Regions from separate parts of the Homo sapiens genome. Here all the other regions are linked to region 3. Evidence: read pairs that join two places in POLR2A ChIA-PET (ENCODE). Cell type or tissue: MCF 10A. All regions are shown on one strand. Each heading gives the region's core, and the rest is flanking DNA. Links, peaks and the distances in the headings are about the cores only. Region 1 holds the start of FAM110C (family with sequence similarity 110 member C). Region 2 has its middle 14 kb from the start of FAM110C. Region 3 has its middle 96 kb from the start of FAM110C.

What was found. ChIA-PET counts read pairs that join two places held together with the same protein. Peaks named below come from ENCODE experiments on the same cell type or tissue, not always from the same donor. Only the 100,000 strongest peaks of a DNase experiment are listed, where the experiment ranks them.
Region 1: POLR2A ChIA-PET joins it to region 3 with 17 read pairs; 2 of 35 experiments call an interaction of 5 or more read pairs at or near these places.
Region 2: POLR2A ChIA-PET joins it to region 3 with 12 read pairs; 2 of 35 experiments call an interaction of 5 or more read pairs at or near these places.

The regions. Positions count from the first base shown.
Region 1 is chr2:41,280-52,055 of GRCh38, reverse strand. It overlaps FAM110C (family with sequence similarity 110 member C), which reads left to right and starts at 5,551. Exons shown (of 2, transcript NM_001077710.3): 1 at 5,551-6,616; 2 at 10,429-10,776. The coding sequence starts at 5,671. The coding sequence ends at 10,448. In MCF 10A, for the core only: no CTCF peak of the experiment used is centred there; DNase peaks (open chromatin) are centred at 4,875, 5,365 and 7,065.
Region 2 is chr2:27,239-38,014 of GRCh38, reverse strand. No RefSeq gene overlaps it. Among named protein-coding and RNA genes, the nearest start is that of FAM110C, 14 kb to the left of the region's middle. In MCF 10A, for the core only: no CTCF peak of the experiment used is centred there; a DNase peak (open chromatin) is centred at 4,194.
Region 3 is chr2:137,303-148,078 of GRCh38, reverse strand. No RefSeq gene overlaps it. Among named protein-coding and RNA genes, the nearest start is that of FAM110C, 96 kb to the right of the region's middle. In MCF 10A, for the core only: a CTCF peak has its summit at 5,820 (motif pointing right); a DNase peak (open chromatin) is centred at 5,798.

The DNA.
Region 1 (10,776 bases), core at 2,364-7,363, 95 kb after region 3:
GACACAGATCCAAACCATATCGGCCTCCCAAAGTGCTAGGACCACAGGCATGAGCTGCCAAATCTGGCCTGATAAATGTTTTGAATGCACACATTATTAGCTCTAAATATTCTGGCATTTCAGCAGTCACTAGGTTCTTGATAACTCCACTATATACTCATAAGAAATGGAGAAAGAAAAGACAATTCAATTCTTAGTCTTGTAACCATGGTAACAACTTAAGCCAATTTACCATTGCATAAGTTGTTATAGGTAGCACAGAGCCAAAACTGCAAGTCATGTATCCCGGGCATGTGCAATGAAAAAGATTTAACCTAACTCTTTACACCACTAGCCCGGCAGGCCAGCTGCATTGGCATCACCTGGGACTACTTAGAAATGCCATAAAAGCTTTACCCACCCCAAGATCAGGGAGACAGATCTGAGTGTTGCCTTCTGTCTCCTTGCCAGTCAACTCACAGTAAAGCTTTATCTTTTCTCAAAAGCCAGAGCCATAGTATTTATATCAGTCTGTTTTTGCATCACTATAAAGAAACACCCGAGGCTGAGTAATTATAAAGAAAAGAGGTCTAATTGGCTCATGGTTCTGCATTCCATACAAGCATGGCACCAACATCTTCTCTGCTTGTGGTGAGGGCAAGAAGTTTACAATCATGGTGGAAGGTGAAACAGGAGCAGGCTTGTCACATGGTGAAGGCAGGAGCAAGAGAGAGAGGGGAGGGATGTCCCAGATTTTTAAACAACCAGATCTCCATGAACTGACTGAGCAAGAACTCATTCATCACCAAGAGGACAGGGCTAACCATTCATAAGGGATCTACCCCTACTGTCAAATCCCTCCCACCAGGCCCCACCTCCAAAGTTGGCAAGCACATTTCAACATGAGATTTGGAATTGACAAACATCCAAACTATGTTAGCACTAGTTCTATGGACTTTGGGCATGAAGCCTGTTGCTTGGTATCAATGAAAGTAATTTTGACCTCATAGACCTCCCAAAAAGATATCAGGAGCCCCCACATTCCCTGGACTGTATGCTGAGGACTGCTTCTATATTCATGCTATTTTTAAAATTTCATACACATCACAATCACTTCCCACTCTGAAAAACACTCTGGAAGCATGACTGTAAATGGATGCATAATACTCCACCCACAGGTAAGTCATACATCCTCCAGCCTTCCTCCTGTACTTGCATGTAGGTTGACCTCCCCCATTTGACTGCAATGAATATCTTCATGCGGTGCACACATCTCTTATCTGTTCCTTAGAATACATTCCTGGGAGTAGAGTTCCTAGATTATTGAGTCCTTAAGCATTTTTTCCTGCTCTGACCAAGTCTTTTGAAGTGATTCTAGAAAGGAAATGGACACAAAGATGACACTATCAGTTGAGCAACAAGAACAACTTATTTAGATAATTCTCATCAATATTATATTTATCAGTTCCATTTTTCTAGTAAATTATTTGCTTAATACATGAAATATCATGAATATAAATATAATTAGTTTTGTCTAATAGCAGTAAGTCTTAAATACAATGTTATAGTAGTTTTACTTTTTTTTTAAATTTAGGTTCAGTGAGTACATGTGCAGGTTTGTTACATGGGTAGATTGTGGGTCACTGATGCTTGGTGTACAAATGATCCCATCACTAGGATAGTGAGCATAGTACCCACAGATAGCCTTCCAACCTATGCCCTCTCCTCACCCTCCCACGATCAAGCAGTCCCCAGTATCTATTGTTCCGTTCTCTGTGTCTATATGTACTCAATGTTTAGCTCCCACTTATATGTGGGATCTGGTTTTCTCTTCCTGAATTAGTTTGCTTAGGATAATGGCCTCTAGCTAAATGCATGTTGCTGCAAAGGACATGATTTCACTCTTTTTTAATGGCTGCATAGTATTCTATGGTGTATATGTAGCACATTTTCTTTACCCAGTCCACCACTGATGGGCATCTTCATTGATTCCATGTCTTTGTTATTATGAATAGTGCTGCAATGACTACATGCATGCATATGTCTTTTTGTTAGAATGATTTATTTTCTTTTGGGTCCATACCCAATAGTGGGATTTTTGGGTGGAATGATAGTTCTAAGCTCTTGAGAAATCTCCACACCGCTTTCCACAGTGGCTGTACTAATTTACATTCTCATCAGCAGTGTATAAGTGTTCCCTTTTCTGTGTAGCCCTGCCAGCATCTGTTATCTTTTGACTTTTAAGTAATAGCCTTTCTTACTGGTGTGAGATGATACTTCATGGTGGTTTTGATTTGCATTTCTCTAATGATTAGTGATGGTAAACTTTTTATATATATTTGTTGGCCACTTGTATGTCCTCTTTTGAGAAGTGTCTGTTCATGTCCTTTGCCTATTTTTTAATAGGGTTTTTGGGTTTTGCTTGCTGATTTGTTCAAATTCCTTGTAGATTCCAGATATTAAGACTTCGTTGGATTTTCTTCCAGTTAGTAGGCTATTTACTCTGTTGATAGTTGCTTTTACTGTGCAGAAGCACTTTAGTTTAATTATGTCCCACTTGTCAATTTCTGCTTTTGTTTCAATTGCTTTTGGGGACTTATACATTCTTTGCCAAGGCCAGCGTTCAAAATTGTGTTTGCTTTATAAGCAATCTCATTAACTTTAATAAATACTCTATCAGGTGGGTCTAATGAGCTCCCATTTACAGATGAGTGATCACAGTCAGTGAGAGGTGGAATGTTCCAGCCTCTCCAGGAGGTAGAATTGAGCAGGGAGCTAAGCCTAGGTCTTTTAGGTTAACATTTATTTAGTGCTCACTATGAAGCAATGAATGTTCTAAGCTATAAAAACAGCGATTTTTTTGGGAGGGGGCTAAAATTTCACTTTTTATTCTGTTACAAGAATCAAAAGAAAAAGAGTATAAATCTATGTTAATGCGTATCCAATATATAAAGATCTAATTTGTGACACCAATAAGATAAGTGGGAGCAGGGAGGAGCTGTAAGGAGGTAGAATTTCTGTATGTGATTAAAGTTATCAGCTTAAAATATGTTTATTTGATTTTAAGTTCTGGGGTACATGTTCAGGATGTGCAGATTTATTATATAGGTAAACATATGTCATGGTGGTTTGCTGCACCTATCATCCCATCACCTAAGTATTAAGCCTAGCATGCATTAGCTATTTTTCCTGATGCTCTCTCTCCCCCTCTGTCTCCCCACCTCCCACCAGGCCCCAGTGTGTGTTGTTGCCCTCCCTGTGTCCATGTGTTCTCATTGTTCGTCTCCCGCTTATAAGTGAGAACATGTGGTGTTTGGTTTTCTGTTCCTGTGTTAGTTTGCTGAAGATAATGGCTTCCAGCTCCATCCATGTCCCTGCAAAGTACATGATCTCATTATTTTTTATGGATGCATAGTATTCCATGGTGTATATGTATCACATTTTCTTTGTCCAGTCTATAATGGGCCTTTGGGTTGATTCTACATCTTTGCCATTGTGAGTAGTGCTGCAGTGAACATATGTGTGCATGTATCTTCATAAGACAATAATTTGTATTTCTTTGGGTGTATACTCAGTAATGGTATTGCTGGGTCAAATGATATTTCTGGTTCTAGGTCTTTGAGTAATTGTCACACTGTCTTCCACAGTAGTTGAACTAATTTACATTCCCATCAATGTGTGAAAACGTTCCTATTTGTCTGCAGCCTCTCTAGCATCTGTTGTTTCTTGACTTTTTATAACAGCCATTCTGACTTGCGTGAGATGGTATTTCATTGGCTTTGATTTGCATCTCTCTAATGATCTATGATGTTGAGCTTTTTTCATATGTTTGTTGGCCACATAAATGTCTTCCTTTGAGAAGTGTCTGTTCATGTCCTTTGTCCGCTTTTTAATGGGATTGTCTTTTCTTGTAAATTTAAAACAGAAATTTTTACAGGTGACAAAACAACCTGGAACGTTTGTTACCTGTCCAAAGGTAAATTGTGGACCCAGGGTCAAATTCCAGAGGTCCTGTACTTTGCAGTTCTCTGTCTTAGAAGTGCTGCTGTTGCCCATGAAGTAGTGCAAATTAGGAAAAGAAGACACTTTGGGCTACACAATTAAAAAGGTTTTTTCCTCTGACTTAGGGAACAGGCTTGCCAAGCAGAGAGCAGGCTGGACTTTAGACCTCAAGGCCCCATCCTCCCGCATCCTGTAGGAAACCATCTGTGGCAACCCAGGAGCTCCCCCTTTCTCCATCTCTGTCCCTCTCTTTCACTCCCCACCCCCGCATCCTTCCTTCTCTTCTCCCACTCTCTACTTTATTGGCCTAGACTCCTTTTCCTATGAGTCTTACATGTTCCAACGAGGCTGTCTGGGCGGTCTGGCTTTCAGGAGGCGATTTATTGTTGTGCTACTATCCCTATGAAATTTTGCTTCGCTGGGGCTCAAGGAGATTAAAGACCCCCAAGGCCCACTCAGCACCACCCTGCTGCGGTCCTCTTCCTCGTTGGTGAGGTGTTCGTGCCCACTTTGGGGGCCCATCTGCACCTGTCGCCCTCCCTGCCTTCCGGGCTGCTGCTGCTCGGAGCGTTCAACCACAAGGCTGAAAGCACAGCCTGTTACGGAGTTGTCTTCACAACGCGATAACGTGAACATTTCACATGTCTGAGAGATAACTTTAGTATTTTGTCCAAATTTTTGAAATAATGGAGTTTGGGAAGTATTTTATCTTAGACTCTTAGCATTCCTAGGCTGATCCACTGCCTGGTGAACTCGTGGTTTCCCCGTTGCCTCGGTTACCGTAAAAATAGCAATGATTCTGGACACTTGGCTGGGCTTCTTCCAAATCCACTGAGCCGCGCCTGGGGCCCCAGCCTGCCCCACTGAGAGTCCTAGCTCGGTCCTCGGGCCCGGCCACGCCCGCTGCCGGCCAGCGACCGAGTCGGACCCAATCCGAGGCCCTGCGTTCTTGCCACCCAACACGTAGGCTGATCCTGGCGTGCGCTGCGTGTTCTTTCCTCTTATGTCCTATTCCTTTCTGTTAATAAGAATATGAGCTCAGGTAGACAAAATTAAACAGTCAAGTTTCCAAACACGATGAGGTCACTTTAAGAATTCAAAGGATGTGAGGCACCTGCCCGGGGGAGGTGGGGGGACGTCCCCTCTGCTCCCCCTCCCCGGAAATGCCTGCGTCCAGCAGTGACCTCGGGGATCTGGGGCTGAGCGAGTGGGGGTTCAGAGCCTGCTCGCCCCAGCGTCCTCCAGGCGGTTGGCAGCGCCGCCGGAAGGTGAGGGGGGGCGGGGACGGCACCGGGCAGGAGGTGAGGGCCGGGACCCCGGACGCGAGGTGAGGGCGGGCGCTGGCACCCGGAGAGCGGCCAGGGAGGCGGGCCCGGGCGGGAGTGAGGAGGCGGGGACGGGCGGGGACGAGCGGGGATGCGGGGACGCGGCCAGGGCCGGGGCACCGGGCGGGGGCGGGGGCGGTGCCAGTCGGTGTGGGCGATGAGGTCGGGAGGGGCGGGAACTGGGGAGTTTCGCCAATCGGTGCAGACTCCGGTTCTCCCCAACCCCGGGCCTGGGCAGCTGGGCACTGGGGCGCCGTTCCCCACCCGGCGCGGACTTCGGAACCGGCCCTGGGACTGACTGGCTCTACCACTCGAGCGCGTCTCCGCTGGACCCGGAACCCCGGTCGGTCCATTCCCCGCGAAGATGCGCGCCCTGGCGGCCCTGAGCGCGCCCCCGAACGAGCGGCTCCTTCCCCGGGACCCCGCGGCTACCCGGGACCCCGACGCCGCGCGGCCGGCGCGCAGGAGCGCAGTGGAGAGGCTGGCGGCGGATCGCGCCAAGTATGTGCGGGGTCGGCCGGGGACTGGCCGGGGCGTCGCTTCCGAGGGCAGCGGCCCGGGGGCGATCAAGTGCCCGGGGAACGACCCTGGGCCCCCGGCCCGCGCCCCGGCCCCGGTGGCGCGCAGGGCTATTGCGCGGAAGCCGTTGAGACCGGACTCGCTGATCATCTACCGGCAGAAATGCGAATTCGTGCGAGGATCGGGCGCCGACGGCCCCAGGGCAAGCCTGGTGAAGAAGCTCTTCCAGGGGCCGGGTAAGGACAAGGCGCCGGTGCCCCGGACGGGAGACGAGGGCAAGGCCGGGAACCCGGAGACGGTCCCGACCACTCCTGGCCCCGCGGCGGACCCCGCAATCCCCGAGACCCCAGCCCCAGCCGCGCGGTCCGCGGCGCCCTCCAGTGTCCCGGCCGCGCCCCCTGGGCCAGAGCCGCGGGTGGTGAGGCGTCGGGGGCTGCAGCGCTCACAGTCGGACCTCAGCTCCCGCTATTCCGCTGCCTTGGCCGAGTCTGACACCTTCTTCCAGTACTGCGGCCTGGACCCCGAGGTGGTGGAGGCCCTGGGGAGGGAGAACTTCACCGCGGGGTCGGACTGTGTGACCCTCAAGGTGCGCAGCGTGAGCGTCGCCACCTCCGGCAGCGGCTTCTCCCGGCACAGCGGCGGCGACGACGAGGGGCTGCAGGAGGAGGAGCTGATAGAGCAGGTGCCCAGCACCACTTCGGTCATCGAGAGGAACGCCCGCATCATCAAGTGGCTGTACACCTGTAAGAAGGCCAAGGAGACCCCCAGCCAGGAGCAGAGCCGGACCCGAGGTGTGTGCCCAGAAGGCTGGGGGCGGGGCTGGCCGTGTGCGGGGCTGTGAATCTTGGTGAGTGTGACCGAGCTGGGCGATGGCCAGTTACAGCTGCTTAGAATTGAGTGCGATTTTGAGCTACAGTGTGAAAGGGACCCAAGAGACTGACGCAGAGGCTTGTGAGTTGAGCCCCCGCTGCTGAAGAGCAGAAGGTACCAATCCAGGCACCTGCTGGTCCAGGCCCTTAGGAGTCTGCTGCGTCTGGCTGCCTGGAAAGGCAATTCTGCAAATTAATATGTCCCATTTGGCTTATTATTGTGAAAACAGGAGAAATCCAAAATGCTGCCAGAAAGCAGTTTTACACCCCTAGTATTCTTTCCTGAGCTGAAAACAGCTTGAGAGCCCTAGTTCCTGAGTTCATTGACCTGTGCTGTGGGCGGTCCTGATGTTTGATTGGAGCTGACCAGTCCACCTGCAGCCCTAGGTAGGCGCTGCTGTGTTACTGGAACAGAAAGGAAGACTCCCTGCACTTTCCTGGAGGCCTGTGCTGAAGTGGTGAGAACTTCTCCACAGGATCTTGTAGCACTTTGGCATTCACTTAGCAACAAAGATCTTTATTTGGCTAAATTTTATTTAAATTGTTTTGAGAGCTTCAGGTTTTTAAACTGGGGAAATTGGACTAGATTGTAACTAGAGTCTATAGTTTATTTGCCTCTGATGACACTACAGGAAGTAACCTCCCTTTGGACAACCAGTAGTGCCGGATTGACCTCGAGCTCTTTTTGCTTTTCACTGGGGAACTGAGGAGTGCTGGTCTTCACTGTTACCTGCTCTTCCCTATGGGCGTCTTGGAAAGTAGTGAAGAGAAAGAACCTTTTCAGGGCTGTCTTTGAGAACGAACAATTTAAACTTTGCGACATCTTTTTTTTCCTCTTACCCTTCAATGACAACTTGCTATAAGTAAATTTTAAAAATCATGAGATGAAATTATTTTCTGCCATTGTGATAAACTAAGTGAAGATGCATGGCAGCCTGTAGAGTTTGGGGGAGGCTGCCCAAGAGATGTTTGCACAGGGCTCACCTATGTTTGACAGCTAAAAATATCTCCAATAATTTCTCTGGCTATGACTTTAGTACAGACATGAAAATTAATGAGAAGAAGATAATTCATTCTTTTTCTTGAACTCAGAAGGCTCAGGACTTAAGTTCTTCCTTATAATTTATAGAAGATTTGTGTTTTCCACTAGCCTAAGTTCCCAACAAATATATATAGGCAAAGTTCTAAAAAGCAAACAAACATTAATTTGTAGTTTTCACAAATTGTCTTTTGGATCTGAGATGAATGAATGCTGGCAAGGGTATTTCCATGATGGCACCATGTGTAGGGCAGGAGCTTTGGAGAGTGGCCAGGTCCGTGGAGGGACAGTGTCTGGTGGATAGAGCACTAAACCAGAATTAAGGGCCTGTCTTATGTTAGCAAATGATTCCTGCACTATAGACCAGGCGTCCTTTGTCCATAAAAAGAAGGGAGATAGGCGGATGGTTTTCAACCTCTACATTTTCTAGTCTGTGTAGTAATAATCTGTGTTGCATGACTGAAACCCAGAAATGGAAAACAAACAAAAAAAAGTTGTCTATTGAAGTACGTGAGAAGTAAATTTATGAATAAGCTCCCTCCAGGTAGCCATAGCATGTGCAGGCAGTAGGTAGACTTGGTGGTATAAATAGTGGGGAGGTAATAATGTGGCATACAAATGAAACCAAAGTAAAACCTGACAACATAAAAATAAAAGCAGCCTGCTCTGATCCCTCCAGACCCAGGCTGGTTCCCATCTCGAATTAGCCAATGTCAAAAGAGTGACCTGAATGAGAATTTAGTTGACTTCATAGACTAAATCCTAAAGACCTTTTAGGCTTGGACCTATGAAAAATATAAGAAGTTTAGTTAGCTTGTGAGAACTTTCACTTTTATGACAAAGAGAAATAGTTGAAGGAAGAGGGAAAGTGAGAGCAGGTTTGGGAAGGCACTAAGGATGGAGGCAGGAAAAAGGCTCATGGGCTTCTTCCTCCCCTCATGTCTCCCTCCACCTGAATCCCGTTTGTTCCAGACTGGAGACAATGGCAACTGTCTTCTGAGAAGTTTCACATTATTTCTCAGAGCAGGGGTACAGTCCCACAGAAGCTACCCCAGTTTTTATATGGAATTGGCAGTCACCAGCACTATAAAGATTTTCTTTACTAATGTACTTCCCTAGACCCAAAACAGCACAGGCCTCTTTGAAACTGCAATGCAGAGACTTACTGCCCGGCTACCAGGGGTGGGGTGTATGAGGAGAACAGAGTTGCCTGGGCTTTCTCCAGATCACCGGAACAGTGTCTGCTCATGACCTTAGCCCCTTCACAGCTCCCCACCTCCCAGCACTGGTGTTCCCACTGGAGGAGACCAGCAGGGAAAGCCACGACAGAGTGTGAACACCTGGTCAGTGGGGCGGTCCTCTGACTTCCTGCAGAAGTCCCTTGTTCTGAGACCAGTTCTGCAACTTCTGGAAGATGTGGAAGCAGGAATTTAAGCTGTGCTTTTTCTGCTGAAATTTATAAGGATTCATTTTAGGATTTCTTGAAAGATTCAGAAAACTTGAGACGAACAAAGGTAGGTTTTCTAAGTGAAAGAGAAAACAAATATATTTGGAGGTTTTTGTCCTCTTGGTAGATAGAGATTTACAACTTATAATAAAAGTGTCTCAATTATAATAGAACTAAATACGTTTATAAGTTTCTTGCCCCATGGGGTAAAGATAATTGCTTTTCAAAACTGAGACTATCACAACTGGGCAATGACTCGTATAATCCGCACACAAGTCCTCTGGGGAACCCATGAGCAGTAGTTGGTTGTACATGGGTAATTTTGGTATTCTGTTTCCCAGAGCTTAGTTTATGAAAATATCTCTTTTATCTGCTGTGATGTAGTCATCTTCCTGTCTTTCAATTCATCAAACTAGGGACTTGTCAAAATTTAGATCTTTCTGGTTTTCTGTTTTGCGTAGAATATATAAGTTGCTGCTTTTAATACTGGCATAAATAACTTGTCCTTTGGGAAATTAGGCATAAAACATTGCTTAATTTCAAGGCAAAAATGTTCGGACAATTCCACAGCTATCTTCACATTTATCCTTGACACAAAGAAAAAAGAAATACCTGTAGAAGCGCATCGAAAGCTCCTGGAACAGAGTTGTGTCTCATATTTGCAAAGATGCAGAAAAAATAAACCCGGGACATCCAGCTTTCTTTTCCTTTCTTCTTTGACTATTCTGAGAAGCTATGCGACTAGGAGCACATTTTAGGTAAACACGTGGCTTGAGTAGCCATAAGGCCACTCTTCCCTGTCGTGTGACCCGCGCCTGGGCCTTTAAGAGATATTGGTGTTTGAAAAGGGAGGAATCTGTTTGCCCTCAGATATTTAGTTCAACTGCCTGCATTGCTTCCTATTTTGTTGTCCAACTCTGTAGTAGTTAGCACTGGCCTTACCAACATGTAAAGAAATTTTCTTTACTGCCCCATGAGTAGTTGGAGGCAAAGAGAAATTTTTAAAGCGCAGAAAAAGGCCTGCAGGGAGATGGAATTTGTTCTGCCAGAGAAACGAGATGATAGCTGTATTTAATAAAGTTACTGACCTCTTGTCAAAATTTAAAACGCAAAAGAAGATGTTTCAAAATGCAGAGAATGTCAGAAAACAAAAACTACAGGGACCAGACCAGTATAATGTTTAGTTTTCATTATACTAACTTTTGTCTAGACTGGAGTTGATTCACTATTTTTTCTTTAACTCCTCAGGAAGCAAACCTTCCCGATGATGAAGACTTCTTGAAGGATTTCATGGGTGATTTGGGATCCCAGGACCATTTGGCTAGTGTGCCTAGGTGACCACATGATTGCTGTTTTACCAGGAATGCAGCATCCCATTGACAAAACAAGTGCTCTGAGAAGGTTTAAAATACTACAGAGAATATGGGAACACAGACCTTGAAATTTAGCTGAGTTGTAACAGCTGAAACTCCAAGAGGTGTCTTCCTTGTTTGAGGTGAAACTAGTGTTGCTTCCAGAGGGCAGCTGGAAACCGTAAAGCTGTTTGGAAATCTTTTTGACTGACTTGCTGACAAAGAGGTACTGTGATGCATTTTA
Region 2 (10,776 bases), core at 2,088-7,087, 110 kb after region 3:
TGGCCAGGCTGATCTCGAACTCCTGGCCTCAAGTGATCTGCCCACCTCGGCCTCCCAAAGTGCAGGGATTACAGGTGTGAGCCACTGTGCCCGGCCAAGATGGGCTTTCTTGAGGAGAGGAAATACATCACTTCTTTATTTCTGTGAAGAATATGGACAGATACTCAGCCTGCTGTAGAAACTCTCTTATTGTACCTGTTCAGAAACAGTCCAAGCATTGGGTGATGTGGCTTATGTTGCGGAGTTCAACAGCAGCTGCCTTTTCCCTTCAGGTAAACTTGGGGGCTTACACAATGCTTGGGTGGTTACACTTTGCACGTTCACTGATGAATCAAATAGATTTATATGGTATTTAAATGTTCCAGGTTACAAATACTAAGCACGAAGGAAATTGAGTGTCTCAACCAGAACCTTATAATATTGGTCTTGGAAGTGGCACGGAGCAGCTGACGGGAGGCAGCACAGAAATTCCAGAACATGTGCTCCTGTCCGGCAATGGCCACCTGATTTTCTCTGCTACAATGCTTCAAACTCTATGGTTGATTGTCATCTGTTGTTGTTGTTGTTGTTGTTGTTGTTGTTTTGAGATGGAGTTTCACTCTTGTTGCCCAGGCTGGAGTGCAATTGTGCGATCTCAGCTCACCACAACCTCTGCCTCCCAGGTTAAAGCCATTCTCCTGTCTCAGCCTCCCGAGTAGCTGGGATTACAGACATGTGCCACCACGCACGGCTAATTCTGTATTTTTAGTAGAGACGGGGTTTCTCCACATGGGTCAGGCTGGTCTCAAACTCCCAACCTCAGGTGATCCACCCGCCTCCGTCTCAAAGTGCTGAGATTACAGGCATGAGCCACTGTGCCCGGCCGATTGTCATCTTTATATTATCTCATTAAAAATTATCATTAAAGTTGAAATGTGATCTGAAGGGGAGACTGTATTAAATCACTAATAACTATTAACTTTAGGTCAAAATAAAATATTAATTTCCTTAGAAAGTGAGAATCTGAACCCCAGGATCAGAGTGGAAAGACCTGGATCCTGGCTTCAGTATACCCTGTTGATTACTCAATGTTGAGCTTAAGGAGGACTCTTAATTACAAATGCGAGAACAGAAAATTACAGAATTGTCTAAACCTAAATCTACTGTCCGCCTTGTGGTATCAAAACAACTGTGCTATTTATTCAATAGTAGCTTGAATCAAGGCTGTCACTGATGACAACACACAGAGTTCACTCACATGCATATATCAAGGAGCCAAATACTGCACAAGGCACTGGGGGTTCACCAAGCTCCCTGCCATTGGTTGATGACTTACATTCTAGCAGGGGGGCAGATACTGAGTGAGGAAATAATACATAGATAATACATAGAGGGATGATAGATGACAAAAATCAAGAAAGGGAGGGAGGAGGGAAAGCAAAGTGAGGAAATGTCGTGAGCAGTACCATGAGCCTGATTTATGAATTTATGTGAGTCTGTTAGTTCATGGTTTCTATTTGATGGCCCATCTATCTGGACCATAAATGAAACCCAAAGTCCAAATCATATAAAGAGAGTCAAGCAACAGAGAAGGATAACATGAAAATTGTAAATGGCATTTTTTTCACTGAGAGGTTAACTTTAGTCTCTGGAGTTCTTTCACCCTGAAGCTTAAAGCATTGAAATCTAAACTGAATAAAAAGAGAACAGTCCACAAATGAATCTGCAGCCTGTATCCTTTATCAGATCATATGGTCATTGGTAAGAGACTGCATTCCTTCCTTCGGCTTTTAGAAGGAGTCCACTTCTCCAACTTAGGAAGAGAATAAGAGGAGTCAACATTGCAAATAAATGGTGACTCTCATAGGCCAGAGCAGGCCAGCTGGGACGTGGAGGGGTGTGTTTTCCCTAAGTGGGCTCTGAGAGCTGTCTCTCAGACACACCCTTGGAGGCAAACAGCAGGCTCAGGCTGGGCAGATGTTATCAGGACCCGAGGACCTTGTTTTCTCAACCTGCTTGGCAAGTCATTTCCACAGTTCAGAAAGGGGGAGTGTCTGCCAAGTGCCCCGCAGTGCTCTCATGCCATTTCCCTTCCAGGTGCCTGAGGTGCTAAGGAGAGACCAATGTAGGCATCTGGGAAGGTAGGCAGGTACGACTCAGCCAGGACCAGACTGTTATGGCCAACAGTGATGTTAGAAATCATGATATTCAATGCTCATCTCCTAGGAGGAACCTAGGCCCAAAGCTCACACAGCTGCCCAGTGTGCCAAGGCCCAGAAGGGGACCCCTGCCTCTGTGCAGTGTCCATTTAGGGGAGCCCTGCCTTGGGTAGGGAACATTAGCAGGGTGACCAGCTTTCCCTATTTGCCCAACAATTTCTAGTTTTAACACTGAGTCCTGGGAAAACTTTCCTTCCCTAGCTAGCTGGGAAGGCTGCACATTCCTAGAGGAAGGCTTGACCAACAGACATCTGGATGACCTGTTCTTGACTTCACTTTAGCTCCCACTTCTTGAGGAAGCTAATGACAAAACTACTGTGAGCACTTGAGCATCTTAAGTGCTTGGTCTGGCAGTTTTATTCTTGCTCTAAATTAGGGCAGCTTAGAACATTGTCTCCTTGGTGGGGAAGACCATGTGGTCAGGATTGAGGACAGTTAGAAGTTTCTCTGACATGGGCCAGGAACAGTGGCTCATGCCTGTAATCCCAGCACTTTGGGAGGCTGAGGCGGGTGGATCACTGAGGTCAGGGGCTAGAGACCAGCCTAGCCAATATGGTGAAACCCCATCTCTACTAAAAATACAAAAATTAGCCAGACGTTGTGGTGGACACCTATAATCCCAGCTACTAGGGAGGCTGAGGCAGGAGAATCACTTGAATCCGGGAGGCGGAGGTTGCAGTGAGCCGAGATCATACATTGTACTCCAGCCTGGGTGACAAGAGCAAAACTCCATCTCAAAAACAAAAACAAAAAGTTTCTCTGACATGAAGTAAGTGGATGGAGCCAACCTTCAGTTGTGCACCTGGGAGAACCTCCCTGAAAGAACCCTGAGAAGAAACTTGTCACACTCCGGAATGGCAGAGGAGAGTGGCCCACGCCTTCAGGGAGCCAGCACACCCCAGGCATCTTTAGTAACAGGAACTGTACAAGTGCTTTCTGTTGGTTGTTCCTTGTAACCCCATGACCATCTGCAAGGATCATTTTATGTATGAGGGAGCAAAGGTGTGGAGAAATCCACTACCTGCCTAGGTCAAAGAACTAGTAAGTAGAAGAGTAAGAATTTGAACCTAAATCTGCCTGGCTCCAAAGTCTGCTCTATTCGCTCTCTGTGCTGGTTTATGAGAACAATTCAATGCCAACCAGAATGCTTAAGATGTCATAACTTCTCAAGGGAATAACTGATTCAGCAGATCAATACCCAAATGCATGGATTCTGATACAAAATGCCACTCCAGAATTACCTGAAGATCCCACGTTACCATCCACTGAATGACACGGTGACACGGAGGTACCTTGATGATAAGAATGCAGCCCCAACATCACACACATACACATTTTAAAGCAGCATGCCGATTTTCATATTGCAGGACAGGCCATCATGGTTCAGTTTATGTTTATAATTTTATGTAAGATGATATGTGTTTTAAGAATAGCAATAAAGAGAAAATCTGAGGGAAAGCAAACTATTCCAGAGAGCTCAGGGCAGTGCTGACTAGGTCCACACTGCGGCAACCTGTTGAACTGGCTGATGGCCCATTTGCTGGGGCACAAGTTCCACTACAGAGTTGTAAATTTCAAGTACAACCCCCTCTTGTATATCATGGAATCCTAAGTCTGGATTCGAAGTCCAAGACCTTCTAGCTCACCTCAGAGAAGTCTAGCAGAACTATGATTATTTCAGTGGTGGCTAATATCGATTTTAGGTAAATGGGAAATGACCACAGTTGTAAAAAGAACAGGAAATCCTTTAAGTTTACTTTGAAGTACCGGAAAGTTCAGCACAGCTTAAGTTCTTTGGGTTTCTTTCCAGCAACAGTGGAAGAAAAGGCCAAGACATGCACATTCCAAATATCTACTTGCAGATTCTTGCATGTGTTCCAAGTCTACACAAATATTATCCTTTTACAGGTGAGAAGAGAAACTGAGCCAACTGTCAACAATTTGACCGTGCAGGCAGAGGCAGGAAGGAAGCGTTACTCACCTTTTCCCGGTGGCTTTGGGTTGACTGAGCAATTCTAGCTTGAAGGTAACAGGAAGTTGTTGCCTCCCTGCCTGCATTACTCAGCATTACACACCTAATGCTAACCCCTATCACAGGGTACATCGACGTTGTCACTATGGCCAGCGTTCCTGGTGTAGTGTCAGGAACGCTGTCAGAGAGTTACAGGTCCTTCTCCAAGGAAGAACATTTTCTAGCAAATATGCATTTACAACAGAGATTAAACTTGGAACTCTGAAAAGGAGTGTCAGTATCTGTGTACAAAGTACTGTGGGTACACACTGAAGTCGAGGCTCATAGAAGCCAAACATTTTAGGATCATGGAATTACCACAGCAGGTCAGAGTAATGCGCTGAGGGGCTGTTGACCTGGAGCACATTAAACGCCACTCAGTTTTCTCATCTGTTAGAAGGTGGCCATGAAGACTGGAGGATAGAGACGTATTTAAAAGCACTGAGCACAAAGGAGGCACCCAATCCATGGTAGTAATTATTATTCTAACCCTATTAGCCCCCTAAGGATTCAATGTATACCATTCACTAGTTTGTTTAAATAATTTGTGAACCGGTTTATATTTTCAACTTACCATATGTTTTAGTCAGGGTTCTCCAGAGGGTCAGAACCAATAGAATATTTATGTATATATCTATATCTATATATCTAGAGTGAGAGAGGGAGAGAGAGATACATGTGAAGGGATTGTTTAGGGTAATTGGCGCACTTGGTTGGAGAGGCTAAGGAGTCCCACAACAGGTCATCTGCAAGCTGGGGAACCAGGGAAGACGGTAGCATGGCTCAGTTCAAGTCCAAATGCCTCAGATCCAGGGAAGCAGATGGTGTAACTCTCAGTCCAAGGCTGAAGGCCAAAAAGGCTGGGTGGAGGTTAGGGGGCAGGGGTCGGGAGCACTAGTGCAAGTCCTGGAATCCAAAAGCCAGAGACCTTGGAGCTCTGACATCCAAGGGCAGGAAAAGAAAGGCGCCCCAACTCCAGAAGAGAGAATCAGAATTTGTCCTTCATCTGCCTTTTTGTCCCATCCAGCCTCCCCGGCCTCCATAGAGAGCCTTAGATGTTAATTTATAGCAAAGTAAAATGGACTACTACAGGTCATTTCCAGTAGATGTTCAATAAATGGTGGATGAAGACTTCATCTTAACTTCATTTCCTCCACATCTCTGTCCCACCCTCATCCCCATGTTTACTTAACTGAAGGCGAAGGAGGAACAGTTAGAACAAACATGCAAAGTAGGGCTTTCTTCTTCTAGTTTTATCAGGGAATAATTGACAAATAAAAATTGTGTTTATCCAAGGTTTACAATGTAATTACTTCATATATGCATACATAGTAAAATAATTACCACAATCAAGTTAATTAACACATCACCTCACACAGTTAACTATTGTGTGTGTGTGTGAGAGAGAGAGAGAGAGATGCAGATGCATAAGATCTACTGTCTTAGCAAATTTCAAGTAAACAGTACAGTATTATTAACTACAGTCGCCATGCTGTACCTTAGATCCCCGGAACGTATTCATCTTAAAACTGAAACCTTGTATCTTTGGACCAGCATCTCATTTCCCGCCCGCCTCCCACTCAGCCCCTGGTAACCAGCATTCTACTCTTTGTTTTTATGAGTCTGACTTTTCTAGATTCCACATACAAGTGAGATCATGCAGTATTTGTCTTTCTGTGTCTGGTTTATTTTACCTAACATAATGTTCTCCAAATTCATCCATGTTGCCATAAGTGACAAGATTTCCTTCTTCTTTTCAGGCTGAGTAGTATTTCACTGTGTTATATATATATATATATACACACACACATACACACACACACACTACATTTTCTTTATCAGTTCATTCATTGATGGACATGGGTAGATTCCATATCTTGGTTATTGCAAGTAATACTGCAATGAACGTGGGAGTGCAGCTCTTTCTTTGGGATCCCGATTTCATTTTTCTGTGGATAAACACCCAGAAATGAGATGGCTCTTCATTACACTCTGTGAAAGGCCCTGAAAAGCCGCCACAACCCTAAGTGAAGTCACTGGATTAGCGAAAATAAGCTCTATCTCTCCACCCAACGTCTTCTTCCCATGCTCTTAGCACTCCTGGTCCGAGTGCCAAGGGTTTTCTGTAACTCCAGCTTTTTGCATGCTCTATTAGCATTAGAAAAGAATTTATATTTAATCAGGAAAGCCACGCTCAGGTTGTTGCAAATCACCCACTTTGAACAGGCCTGTAACGAGCCTAGACTAGATCCAAGTAATTAATAAGAGGCAGGTAAAATAATTAAGCAATAAACACAATTGGCAGTGGTCCTCCAGAGGACTATGACTTTACTGAGGAGGATGTGTGAAGGTTGAAAACCAAGTAACAAAGGGCCTGAAGACATCAAGGAGTTCAAGTGACCCTGTTATTCCTTCATCTACTGTTCTCCAGCCAAGACCGTGGGGTTAGTGCCTCCTACTTCCATGGAGATGGCCAACTGCGTCCTCCCACTTCCACGGAGATGGCCAACTGCGTCCTCCCACTTCCACAGAGATGGCCAACTGCGTCCTCCCACTTCCACGGAGATGGCCGACTGTATACAAGCAGGCTCTGTGTGGGGGTGGGATTTCAAGGACTCTCAGCACTTTTTGTATATTTGCTATTTTGCTGAGTTGGATACAGCCAATAAGGTCTCCATTTGACTTGTATAGGGCTGAGGCACTCTGATATTCACAAATACAAGTATAGTACTGGGTATAATGGACCCGATGGCCATTCTGATTTGGTTAAATTCCTGTTGGTAGATGGTTGTACATAACAGAGCAACCACCTGCTCTGGTTTGCCCATGACTGTCCCAGCAACTTGGGATGGCTGGTCACCCAGAGGAACACAGCCCTTCTTAGAGCACAGGGTGCCCCGGCCTCACTATGTTGGCAGGTGCCAACCTTTGATCCCTACAGCTGTCATTCTTGAGATGGCATCTTCTTTGCAGTCTCACCTTTCCTGGCACCAGACCCAGCAGAAGGCAAGGAAACAGGAAGCAGCCCATGGCTCCTTTTGAGTCTGAGGCCCCAGAGCCTGCATCTGGAGCCTTCTAACTGCAGAGGTTGTTCCCAGGGGTCTGCAGAAGGGATGGCATCTCTCCCCATGGTCGATGTCATGGGCCCCACCAACATAGTCTACAAGGTCTCACCAGCAGGTCTTTAGGCCTAACTCTAAATTCAGGAAGCTCCCTACAGACAACACAGGTTCCTGAATGTTGGTCTTCTAATCTAGCTTCAAAATCTTTTACTTACATATGGCATGCACATATGTAATTACATATGGGGTGCACATTATTTACTTGGGAAATGGTTTCACAAGAGAATGCCTGACTGAAATTTACTCATGGAGTAAATCTTTGCACTCTTTCCTCTGAAAAATATTAACATGAGGCCATTTATCAGTTGTTTGTGATCATCTAAGAAAAGTGGTGAAGACAGAGGCCTAGACCTGTTCTGACTTGGGGTTGCACAAACCTGCAGGATGAGTAGCCTCTGATTTGTACCCCCTGGTGGGTGAAGTAAACGTGCACCTGAGCACATAAGACCTCTTATGCTCATTGCATTACCTCCATGTAGCAGGTCTTATGCTCATTGCATTATCTCCATGTAGCATCACATACATCTTTAAAGCACTGTGCTCATGGAGACAGTGGTTGGGGGAGGGGACCCCCTGAACCTTCTGTGTGATCGTCTGTGAAGTGCACACATAAGTTTCAAAGGAGATCCTTTCTTGTCTATGGTGGAACATAGCAGTCTTGTAAAAAAGCCAACAGGAGGGTCTCCTTCCCCATTTCCCAGTCACCTGTCCTGACTGACTGAAGAGTTCCCCAAGCACGCAGAGTGAGAAGACTGAAGACGACCCTGGAGATCACCTAATTCAGCCCAGCCATGACATACTGACATAATAGAAATGTGAACTTTTTCCCATCAGATGTCCTCAAGGTGAGGCAGGGCCAGATTTCTCCTTCCAAAAGCACAGCTCAGGGGTCATGCACAACTCCCAAATCCTCCTCTGCCGGGTCTTCCCAACCAGCTTCACCACCACAGGCTCCCTGTGTGGTTTGAGGCACAGGGAATCTGGCTGCTTTGGGAGGAAATGAGGTTTATAACTACATGCAAGTGCTGTAAACTCAAGGGATAGGGCCTGTGCCATTACACTGGGAGTGCCCTCATCTTAGCATAAAAGAGTCAGCTTCAGACACTTCTGGCTGGCAAAGCCCTCCTCTTATCCTAATTCATAGGTCACTGTAATGTTTCCCCCAACTCAGTCCCTAGTCCAGGCAGAACTGGCATTCTGTAAACACCTCCCCACACATTCCTGAAGGAAAAAGGACATTATGCAACCTGGCCCTAAGCCATCTTGTGTGGCTTTGGGTTAACAGCTATTCTCAAGGCAACTGATCGGCCATTTTTTCAGGGCTTCTTGGGTCCTGGCCACAGAACTCTTCCTATCTCTTTTGTGCCTGCAGTCACCTGGTTTTTCTCACTTCTCCCTCCCCCAACTCCATGTTTCTATCCTTCTTTTCATTCTGCTTTGGTTTGTCATAGATTTAATTTGTATCTGCTCATCCAGACTATTACTTTGCATTACTTCATAGGAGACACATTCTTGCCTGTGCACTCTTCGAGAATATCCGACAGAGAGAGAGAAAGAAAGGATAGCAACCAACACTGGCTCTCCCAGCTTTGTAACCCCACTTCGCCACAGCATTGCATTCACCCACCAGGAGTGGTCAGTGCTGCAGCTTCCTTCTCCTCACAGTGAGGGCCCTCAATGCCACCCCAAAATATGCTGCTTTGATGTATTGATGATTTTGAGCGGAAGGCACTTGAGAAACAGCAGATGCCAGAAGGCCTCTCTGGCTTCCCTCCGTATACCTAAAATTAGGGTGTAGATTCCTTTGAGAAAGAGGCCCCCACCCTTTACCAGAAAGAGGAGACCATTTTCATCACCAGAGATGGGGAGACCGTGCTGAGATGCATCTGTACAGACAACCCTCCTAAAATGACCCACTTCCTCTACTAGCTTCCTCATGAGTTTTCTGATCACTTTACCACGATTTGCCCCAGCCCAAACGCCTTTTTCTTTTTGTCTTGTGACATGTCTGCAATTCATCATTCTTTGTTAAAATGGCATATAAGCTCTCCACCCTATCCACTTCTTTGAGTCTTCATTTCTTCCTTAAGAATACCTCTCTGTACATATGAAAATATTAACATCAAACACAATGTGCTTGCTTTTCTTCTGTTAATCTTCTTTATGTCAGTTTAATCCTCAGATCCAGCCACAGAATCTAAGAGGGTAGAGGAAACCTCTTTCCTCCCCCAACACCCCTGAGACTTACCCACAAACAGTTTTCTAGAGCCATGAGCACTTCACCAAGAGCATTTGCAGTGAACAACAAAATATCTCATGGTTGCAGTTGTCATTTAATTCCTCTGGCTTCAGTCAATTGAGGCATCCCCTACTCACTGTGTCTTTAGGAGAGTTCCACACCAAGCCATGGGGTATCTCGTGCTTCATTCTCTTCCCTTCACCTTCCTTCCCAGCTCTCTGTTCTTGCACCCCTTCCATCTTGTGTGCTGCCTTCCACACAAGCTTCTGGTTCTGCAGCAAGAAGAATGCCATAGGTCACCACCCCCATTAATTCTGTCTGTCCTTTATGATGCCCATTAAAATGAAACTTTCTACTGCCCAGTAAATGAAGCTTTCTATTACCCAATGAATTGTGCCTGGCAGCACAATTCACTGCTTCACAATTGATCATTCTTTTTACCCTCAAAGCATCCTTGAAATGATTGACTCAACCATGAGAGAAACACTGTAAATATTCTCAGATACAAAGTCACAGTACCAGCTTGACAGAACACCTGCAGATGCAAATAACTGAAAATCCAGCTCAATGTGACTTTAAATACAAGGCAATTTATTGACTCAGGTGGGTAGTTCAGAAGGGAGCCAGGCTTCAGGGTGAATCTGAGCAGAGAAGCTCATGAATGCTACCCAGGAATCAGTCTCTTCCTAATTTTCTGCTCTGCCTTCAGTGAAGTCAGAATCATTCTGAGTCTGGCAAAATCTCCAGGAACAATTTCTGAGGCTGTATTCTTCATCAAAGGGGGAACATGAACAAGCACACTCTTGTTCCTAACAACCTAGCACAACTTGTATTTGACTCTAATTGGAACAACTCAGGCCCTTGCCTGTCCCGAAGTCCATTAGGGGGCCAAGGGAGTGCTGTGTGGCACCTGGCATGAGCCTCAGTTATGCACCCACCTTGGAACCAATAACTGTGACACAGGATGAGACAGAGCTGGTTAGGTTAAGTCAACCAGCACCCACCCCATGTTTCAAACCATGTGACTAAATAATTCAGGGCTCTGTTAGGCAGAAGAAAGGTGGATGCTTCTTGAATAGCACCCAACACTCAACTACAATTTAATTTGACAGGAACCCAGAGGCCTTGCCCATAGAAATCTCTCACAGTTGCTTGGAGAGAGAGCACTCAATACAAAAATCTTATGGCAGCAATCTTGTGGCCTCA
Region 3 (10,776 bases), core at 3,842-8,841:
ATCATGGAAACAGTTTCCCCCATACTATTCTCGTGGTAGTGAGTAAGTCTCATGAGATCTGATGATTTTATAAATGGGAGTTTCCCTGTACCAGCTCTCTTGCCTGCACCATGTAAAACATGACTTTGTTCCTCATTCACATTCCGCCGTGATTGTGAAGCCTTCCCAGCCATGTGGAGCTGTGAGTGAATGAACCTCTTTCCTTTATAAATTCCCAGTCTCAGGTATGTCTTTCTTAGCAGCACAAGAACAGAATAATACACAGACAAAATTTAATAAGGAAATATTGGATTTCAGATATACTTTAGACAAAATAGACCTAATGGACATACACAGAATATTCCAAACAATGACAACAGACTACACATTCTTCTCAAGCTCATGTAAAATACTTTCCAGGATAGAGTATATATTAGACCATAAAACAAGTCTAAAATTTAAGAAGACTGAAATCATATCAAGCATCTTTTCTGACCACATTGGAACGAAACCAGAAATCAGTAACAGGAGAAAAAAAGAGAAATCCATGAATATGTGAAATGAAACAACACACTCCCAAACAACCAATGAGTGAAAGAAGAGTCAGAAAGTAAATTTTAACATGCCTTCAGACAAATAAAAATGGAAATCCAACATTCCAAGTCTTATAGAATGCAGTGAAAACAGTATGAGATTTTTATAGTGATAAACATCTACATTTAAAAAAATCACAAATAAACAACTTAATGATATATCACAAGGAATAGAAAAAGGAGAACAAATTAAGCCCAAATTAATAGAAAAAAATGAAGCAACAAAGATTATTAATAAAGAGCAGAAATAAATGAGACTAGAAAAATGATTTTAAAAATCAATGAACAGTTGGATTTTTAAAAAGATAAAATTTACAAACTTTATCTCAATTAATTAAGAAAAAAGAAGATTTAAATAAATAAAATCAGAAATAAAAGAAGAGGCATTACAACTAATACCACAATAGTACAGAAGTTCATAAGAGATTACATAAAAATATATGCCAATGAATTGAATAAACTAAAAGAAATTGTCAATTTTTTAGAAACAAACAACCTATCAAGACAGAATCATAGAAAACAGAAAATATGAACACACCAATAATGAGTAAGAAGATGAATCAGTAATCAAAAGTCTCCCATCAAAATAAATAAATAAATGAATGAATAATAAATAAAAGAGCTCAGGACCTAGTGGTTCCACTGGGGAAATCTACCAAACATTTTAAATGAGAATTACTACCAATTTTTCTAAAACTCTCCCCCAAAATTGAAGAGGATGGACCACTCCTAAACTTGTTTTACAAGGTCAGCATTACCCTGATTCAAAAGCCAGACAAGGACACCATAAGAAAAGAAAATACAGGCCAATATCGCTGTCAAACAAAGAAGCAAAAATCTTCAACAAAATGTTAGCAAACCTTATTTCACAGCACATTAAAGTATTATACATCCCAAACATTTATCCTTGGGATGCAAGAATGGTTCAACATATGCAAATAAATAAATGTGATACATCCTGTTAACAGAATGAAAAGAGACAAAAACCACATGATCATCTCAATAGTTACAGAGAAAATATTTGACAAAATTCAACATACTTTCATGATACAAACTCTCAATAAGTTACATAAAAGCCTTACATGGAAGCCCACAGCTACCATCATATTGATTAGTGAAATGCAGAAACCTTTTTCTTTAAGATTAGAGAAAAGAGAATGCCTACTATCACCACTTCTATTCAGCAGCATACTGGAAGTCCTAGCCAGAACAATTAGGCAAAAAAAAAAAAAAAAGAAAGAAAGAAGCAACCAGGCCAGGCGTGGTGGCTCACACCTGTAATCCCAGCACTTTGGGAGGCTGAGGCAGGCAAATCACCTGAGGTCAGGAGTTTGAGACCAGCCTGACCAACATGGAGGAACCCCATCTCTACTAAAAATACAAAATTAGCTGGGTGTGGTGGTGCATGCCTGTAATCCCAGCTACTTGGGAGGCTGAGGCAGGAGAATCACTTGAACCCGGGAGGCAGAGGTTGCAGTGAGCCAAGATCACACCATTGCACTCTAGCCCACAAGAGTGAAACTCCACCTAAAAAAAAAAAACAAAACAAAAAACAAAAAGAGGCAACCAAAGAGAAAAAGAAGTAAAAGTGTCTGCTTGGAGATGACAAGAACTTATATATACAAGCATACCTCAGAGATATTGCAGGTTTGTCTTCAGTCCCCTACAGTAAGGACATGTCATAATAAAGTGAGTTACACAAACTTTTTTTGTTTCCCAGTGCATATAAATGTTATGTTTACATTATCCTGTGGTCTATTAAGTGTGCAATACCATTATGTCTAAAACAATGTACATCCCTTAATTAAAATACTTTATTGCCAAGAAATGCTGATACAGGTACATGAAGTGAGTACATGCAGTTGGGAAAACAGTGCTAATAGACTTGCTCAATACAGGATTGCAACATGCCTGCAATTTGCAAAAACAAACAAACAAAAACCCACATTGTCTGCAAAGCACAATAAAGTGAAACTCAAAAAACAAAGTACACCTGTAGAGAGAGAAAAAAAGATACGACTGTGAACAGACTAATGGACAATAACAAAAGTTCTAAAATAATTAACACGTAGTTGAAGTTTCACCATAACAGAAGAGACAGAATGAACAAAAAACACTTGAAATAATAGTTGAAGCCTTCTCAAATTGTTGAAAGATAAATTCACTGATTCAAGAATCTCAGCAAAACACCATCAAGATGAATAAAAGAGAAACACGACTAGGCATATCATAATTATAAGGAATTAAGACATTTCGTTAAAAAGAGAACGTATTGCCAACATATTTGAACTACAATAGAAATAAATTGTCTTGGAATTTCCTAAAAAAACCATGATATTCATGCCACCATAACTATGAACATTCATTCAATTCTAAAATAACCCTTGAGTGCTTCCTCTGGGCCAGGCACTGTGATATGTTCTAGAAATACACGGCTCCTTTGGCTCATTACCTTCCCCACCTGGCAAACATCTATTCATCTTTTGGGTCTCAGCTCAAGCACTCTGTCCTTTGTAAGTCCTTTGCAAACTGCTCCAGATAATTTACCTTTTTCACATCAAGAGTGAAACTGATTAACAGGCTCATATTTTGAGCCAGGGCTTTCGTTCAGCTTGGGAGAGTGATGCAATTAAATGAAAAATGTCAAATATCAAATTTGAAGAAAGCCTTTGTAGCATAAAGGTCGAAAGAAGCAAACAGAAAAGAAACACAGAGATAACAAAGACAGGAGAAAATTTTTTTCTATTACATTTAGAAGGTGGTTTTATAATCAGCTATGAAGCTCTAACAGGGGCTCTTGAATGCAGGTTTCTGATAACTTTGGAGATTTTGACATCAGAATAGAGGAAAAACATTCAGGAATTTGAAGAGCTAAAATTTTCATTAATATCAAGCAGGACAGGAATTAACTGCATAAACTGAACCAATAGGAGACTGGAGTGATCCTTTTGGCATTTTGCTTAAAATATTGCCAATCCTTTGTTTTGCTTTTCAGAGTCAAGGAAACTTTTCTTTTGAGCTATTGACAGCTTTTTAACAACTTAGTATACTCCCATGAACAAAATTTGGAGTATATTTGTTTCTCTCTACTTGGTATTCTCCAGAATTTGGAAACTATTTGTGAGTATTCTCAAGTTACGGCAATATACTTATTTGTGTAAGTGTAGTAAGAATCTGTCTTCTTTTGTAACAGGACACAATTGGAAAAACTGGTTATTTTACCAAGGCTTTGACTGGAATTGTATTCTTTCCTTTTAGGAATCAAACTTAACTCATAAAGCCAATAAAGCCCTTGGGAAACTGGCCTCCTATTCCATGTACACAGTCCCTGTACAGGGTTTCTGATCTGTGGTAAGTAAAGAATGTCACTTTCTGACAGGCCAGGAACCCCAAGTTATCTTGGAACCTCAAAAGGAGAGGAATTCACCCAACTCATAGGTATTTGATGGTACAAATCCATGGCTGGGCTTGGCTTTAAAAAAGCCTTATCTCAGATTCCTTCTACAGAACAAAGTTCCATAAAAGCCAGTTTAAAAGGCTGATGTGAAAATAATTATTCTTGCTGCACTTTATACAGATAATCTGACCAATTATAATAAAGCAAATTAGTCCTACCATGATTTGTCTTTTAATAAAAATGGGAAACTGGAGAGATAAAAATTATGTTTCAGAAACTATAGTACACTTCTTGCTAAATTCTAGTCTTGCCTGATGTTTTCCAGTTTTTATTATTTTCTATGGTTGAGATTAAATTCTAATTTTTCTGGCTACAGGTCTCCAAAATAATGTTTTCAGTTTTTTCCTTTTTCCCCATTTTTCCTGATTGGAAATCACGGAAACCTAAGCTGTGCTTTCATAAAGCCCTGTGAACTGAAGACTAGACAACTTAAACCTCAGAAGAAAACAGCAACAACCTGTTTACATGTGTTACTGTTGCATACTATTACGTTTCAGCAGGCGCTGCCGCTAAGCTCCTGAAACAGAGAGTGCCGCTGGGAAGAAATCGACCTCTCCCACTCCAGTGCTGCACACAGTGCCCCATCACGACGACCCCCTCTCAGCAGGAAGCAGCCAGGAAGATTACAATGCCCCATCTCCCTACGATTCTCGTGATAAATAAATATACAAGCATGGTAGAAATCATGTGCAAATTGACAGTGGGGATTGTGGCGGGCCAGGTCTCACTAATGCAGGCCTCCTTCACAACTGTTTCAGTACTGACTGAGTGGTTAAGTTAAATATTAAAAGCTAAAAAAGCCAGTGCCCTTTCACAAAGGCTGGAATGTAACAAAAGCCCACCCAGAGTTTTGCCTAAGCTTTTCATGGGCCTTAAAGCATGACAAAATAAGGAAGGAATTCTGAACAGGACTCGTTTAGGATTAAACAAGTTTTATTATCTGTATTTAATAAATGTATTCATATAATAAATATAAATTTGTTTTAAATGTATTTATAAAGATATTTAAAGCCAAAGAATATAAACTTTTCAATAGTTCAAATCTATATTGCTGCTTTGCTTTTCTGATAGATTGTTCCAGTTTATGGTTTATCATTAAACTATTTACAGGATGCTGTCTCATTTTTAAAACTCATAATCTGAAAGATATTTAATGCTTATTTTTATTAGTTTTCATAACTAGATTCTATGTTTTTCAGTGTACCCCTTGTTTTATAGTATTGTGATTATTCTTAGTTATAAACCCTTGACCTGGACGTTACTGTCTGGGGATTCAACCTCGAGTCCTTACCAGGAGTCACGGCCATTTCAGTCACAGGTGCGGTCACAGGCGAAGCTCTCGTGAAGCCGAGCTTCTCCTTCACTGTGATGGTGGGCGAGTTATCAGCAACACCTGGCGGGGTCTTTCTTTTTTTGGTTTTGAGACGGAGTATCACTCTGTCATCCAGGCTGGACTGCAGTGGCGCTATCTCGGCTCACTGCAAGCTCCGCCTCCCAGGTTCACGCCATTCTCCTGCCTCAGCCTCCTGAGTAGCTGGGATTACAGGTGCCCACCACCAGGCCCGGCTAATTTTTTTTGTATTTTTAGCAGAGACGGGGTTTCACCGTGTTAGCCAGGATGGTCTCGATCTCCTGACCTCCTGATCCACCCCTGGCGGGGTCTTTCTTAGCACAATGATCATCCAGTCTTGTCACTGGAACTCTATGTAGCTTTTTTCTGGTCAAAATTGATAGCACGTCTCCTTGGGGACTTTTCCAGCATCTGCCACGTGATGGCAGAATAAGCCTAGAAAGATGGCAACCCAGTTAAGTAGTACATCTATGGTGTTTTCCTTTATAGGTAAGCAGTGAACTTAAATCCTGAATTCATAGGTCACTAGATGTTAACTCCAAAGGCGAAATAGCATGCTTGCTAGGAGTTGATCTTATTTTTAACAGGACCAGTAACAACACTCGAATAAGCCATTGGTTTGGTGTAAGTTAACCAAATAATTCTTTAGGGTGTGTGATATGGTTTGGATTTGTGTCCCCGTCCAAATCTCATGTCAAATTGTAATTCCCAGTGTTGGACGAGGGGCCTGGTGGGAGGCAATTGGATCATGAAGGTGAATTTCCCCCTGGCTGTTGTCATGGTAGTGTGTGAGTGCTCACGAGATCTGGTTGTTTAAAAGTGTGTAGCACCTCATGCTTCCCTTTCTTCCTCCTTCTCCAGCGTGTGTAGCACCTCATGCTTCCCTTTCTTCCTCCTTCTCCAGCCAAGTAAGATGTTCCAGCTTGCCCTTCGCCTTCTGACATGATTGTGAGCTTCCTGAGGCCTCCCCCTCAGCATGCTTCCTGTACAGCCTGAAGAACCATGAGCCAATTAAACCTATTTTCTTTATAAATTGCCCAGTCTCAGGTAGTTCTTTATTGCAATGTGAGAATGGACTAATACACTGTGGTTTAGTCATTCTACCAGCCCAGGAGCTTGGTGATAATAAAGAGTATAATAATTTAAAGACCTCTGTAGTGTTTTAAAGAGCCCCTAAATTAGCCCCGTAGAAACCAAATGGCTTATCTACTGGATTTTACATGTTCTGGAATCCCAAAGGTTAGAATGATAAAATTCAGTAATGATATGATCATTGTTTGAGCATTTGCTTTAGCACGTGAACGCCCTCCGGCCATCCAGGCATCATACACATCCCTGCTAAACAATAATTCTTAACTTCCGAGGGCACAACTTCTGTAAAGTCCATGTTTGTCCAGTTCTCAGATCATGTTGGCCTCAGCGGGCTTCTTCGACTTAACTTGGGTGTTTCCCACAAATAACTTTGCTGACAAACAGCACACCTTTGTGTCATTTCCTGAACTATTTGACCCTATAGCAAATGTAGTAGAATTCCAAGGTTTTCAGAGTATTCTTTTGTTCAAATGAGCTTGCTGATGGCATGAAAAATCCACTCAATCGTACAACTGGGGGACAGGAATAATCCTATTGAGGACACCCCATTTTCTTTCTTTCTTATTTTCTAAGTCTTGGAGGGTTGTTTGTTGCTGAAACAGCGAATAGGAGTTCCTCTGCAGCAGTAACGGGGCTTCGACTTCCGCAGTTCAAACTTTATTAGCCCTTTTTACTTCCTTTATATGTTTCATCTTGTTAGGTCTGTAATGCAGTCTACAGTGCATTACAGAAATCTGTAAAGACAATGGCAGTGACTCTAGTAAGACAGCAGTTCGTTTCCCAAGTGATATTTTAGTTCTCATTGATATTAGAAAGCCTCTATTCTTCCAAATTTGGCCCGTGACACGACAGACCCCCAATGCATATTAGCCATCAATTAGACATTCTCCCTTCGTAAGACAATGGCCAATTATGCAGTTTGCATAACAGCTTCGGGTTCTGGCACCTGAGCTGATTTTACATTTGAGAGAACTTAAACCTCCCCATGTGTCTCGCACGAGACCAGTCACTGAGCACTGTTGAGTCAGCATTGGGACCAGGAATATCAGCCGAATCAGACCCAGACTGAGCACCTTGTGCTGTAGCAAAACGTGGCCAGCATCCGGCAACAGAAAGGTCAGATTCAAACAGTTCCTTCTGCCTGGAGTGCAATTCGATAGACTAGTGCATAACTAGTCTGGCGGTGCACCGGTGAGTATGGTGTCTTACAGACTTGCAAGGACTCGTAAAGTAGCAGTAGCCCTTTGCGTTAAGTGTAAGCTAAATATCCTAGAGTCCAAGTAAGAGCCTTTGCAGTCTGGAGGCAGCTGCTGTTACAGCTCATCGACACTCTGGTGTCCCCAGAGCAACAGAGAAGGGCCTGTGGTCAGGGTCTGATTCAAAGTAGCCACACCTCTAGCCTCTCCCTTGTTCTCTAACAGAAAAGACGTTTGAAATGTCATCTCGGGTAGGCACCCAGCACAGATGGGGAAACAAGGCTTCCTTAGGATCTGGAAGACTTCTTCAGCTTATTTAGACCACAGTAAAGTTCTGGTGAACTCCTCATGTGACATCATAGCAAGAGGCTTAGCTTTTTCAGAATAGGAAAGGACCCGTAGTCTGAACCCCCAAACAACCCCCAAACTGGCAGAGTTTGTGTATATGTGTTAGATAGTGTGTGCTTAAGATAGGCTGACTTCAGGATAGAACCGGTTTTCATCTGCCAGCCTAAAACAAATGTCCCAAATTCCTGACTTCACTTTGATAATACTGCAATTTATTTAGAGAAGCAAAATTTTTATTAAATTGAAAGTATCTTGTTTGTAAGCACATACAGTGTTAACAGCTATTAATAAATCGCTCACATGTTGAATTAGTATGAATTAAAGGTGGGGAAAAGTTCTCTTAGTTCTCTTGTGAATGTCTAGAAAGTATAGCAGGCAAATCTGAGGATCCGTCACCACAAATGCGGAAGAAAGAAGATTCCAGGGGCACTCAAAGAAGAGCCTGGTACCTCAGTGAAAAGTACAGAAAAGACGCAGAATGCAGCCCCATATGGAACAATAGGAATCAGAGCAGCCTCAACCTCACGTATTTCTCGCAGAGCTTGTACAAATCTACGGGCAATTTCTTGCCCAGTTTTCATTCTTTTTCCCAGGTAATTTGGGAATATAAAAAGGAAAATGCGCCTCTCTTGACTATGCTCTGTTTTTCTAACTCTCTGAGTTTTTTATTCCTTGTATTTGAGCTAGAATGAGAGGATGTTGATTTACACATGTCCATAATGTTTTTGTTTTGTTTTAAGCTGTGAAAAGGGGATGATCTCCATCTGTTTGTGCTGCTATAACCAAATACCTGAACCTTGGTAATTTATAAATAGTAGGAATTTATTTCTCACAGTCCTGGAGACTGGGAGTCTGAGATCAAGGCTTGGCAAGGTCAGAACCTGGTGAAACTGCTCTCTGCTTCCAAGGTGGCACCATGACAAGCGCTGTGTCCTCAGAGGGGACGAGTGCTTCATCCTCACATGGTGGTAGGGCCAGAAGGGCAAAAAGGTGGAATGCTGTGTGAAGCTTCTTTCACAAGGGCCTTAATTCTATCGTGAGGGAGGAGCCTTATCACCTCATCACCTCCTAAAGGTCCCGCCTCTTAAAACCTCGACATCGGAAATGAAGCTTCAACACACATTTTGAAGGGGACACAAACATTCAAACCAGAGCAGGATTCAATTTCTTTTACTAACCCATATTATTTGTTCCTTGAGCCCTTCTAATTTGAGATGCTTTTATTTTATTTTAATTTTTAAAATAAATTTTATTGTGTATATTTAAGATGTAAAACATGATGCTTTAAGATACATATATATACATATATACAGTAAAATGGTTATTATAGTGAAGCAGATTAACACATCCATCATCTCACATAGTTACCCATTTTTGTTTTTGTTTTTGTTTTGTGGTAATAGCAACTAAAATCAACTCATTTATCAGGAATTCCAAATACAGCACAATTTTTTTTAACACTAGTCCTCATGTTGTACATGAGATCTCTGGACTTGTTTATCCCACACACCTGCTACTTTGTACCTTCTGACCTATATCTTCCCATCCCCCACCCTCTCCAGTCCCCCTGGTAACCCTGTTTCATTCGCTGTCTTTGTTTACCTGTTTTTTTAAAAGATTCAATATGTAAGTGAGATCATGGAATATTTTTCATTCTTTGTCTGGCTTGTTTCACTTTGCATAGTGTCCTCCAGGTTCATGCATGTTGTGGCAAATGGCAAGATCTCCTTCTTTTTAAAGGCTGAACAGCAAAAAACACAATCAACAAAATAAAATGGCAACCTACAGATTTGGAAACAAAATCCAATATTTATAAAGAACTCATACAATTCCATATTAAAAAAACAAACAACCGAATTAAAAAAATGGACAAGGGACCTACATAGCCACTTCTCCAAAGAAGACGTTAAAAGTGGCCAACAGGTATATGAAAATGTGCTCAATGTTATCAGTCACCAGGAAAATGTGAATTAAAGCCACTGTGAAATGTCTCACATCTGTAAGCATGGCTACTATCAAAAAGTCAGGAGATAATAAGTGTTGGTGAGGGTATGTAGAAAAGGGGATGCTTGTACTCTGTTAGTGGAAATGTAGATTGCCACAGCCATTATGCAAAACAGTATGGAGGCTCCTAAGGAAATTTTAAAAAGAACTACATTATGGCCTAGCAATCTCTCCTCTGGGCATATAGTCAGAGAAAGTGACCTTGTGAAAATGTCGGCAGTCTCAGTTCATTGCAGCATTATTCACAATAGTCAAGATATGGGAAAAACCTAAGTATCTATTTGATGAACAAATAGATAATGATAGTTCTTTTATTTTAGAAAGTGCTTATTTACCAACTCCTTGCCTCCTGGGAGCTCTGAAAACACTCCATCTACAGTATGGAGAATCTACTTGTTGAGAAACCTCAGAGAAGAAAGAACAGGGAGAAGGTTGTCTAGAGGTACCCAAAAGTTGGATGTTTTCCTAGGTTGACGTAAAATGATAACCGTCTGTAGAAATTGTGGAGTGTGTGCCTTCAGTGTTCACAAGAAAGATCAGGACAAGCTTAAAGTGGGAAAAGAAAGAGACACATAAATGCCTCCCACCCTCAGCTCTGAGGTTACTTTCCACAATTTTCCAATTACTTTTTGTCCAATTTCCTTAGGCAAAAATCTCTTGGAGATGACGGTAAAGCTTTAGAGTTAGCTTGTATCTCTCAACTCTTCTTGACCCTCGTTTAGCATTCATTTTTCCTCCACTGTCCTGATTTCTTAC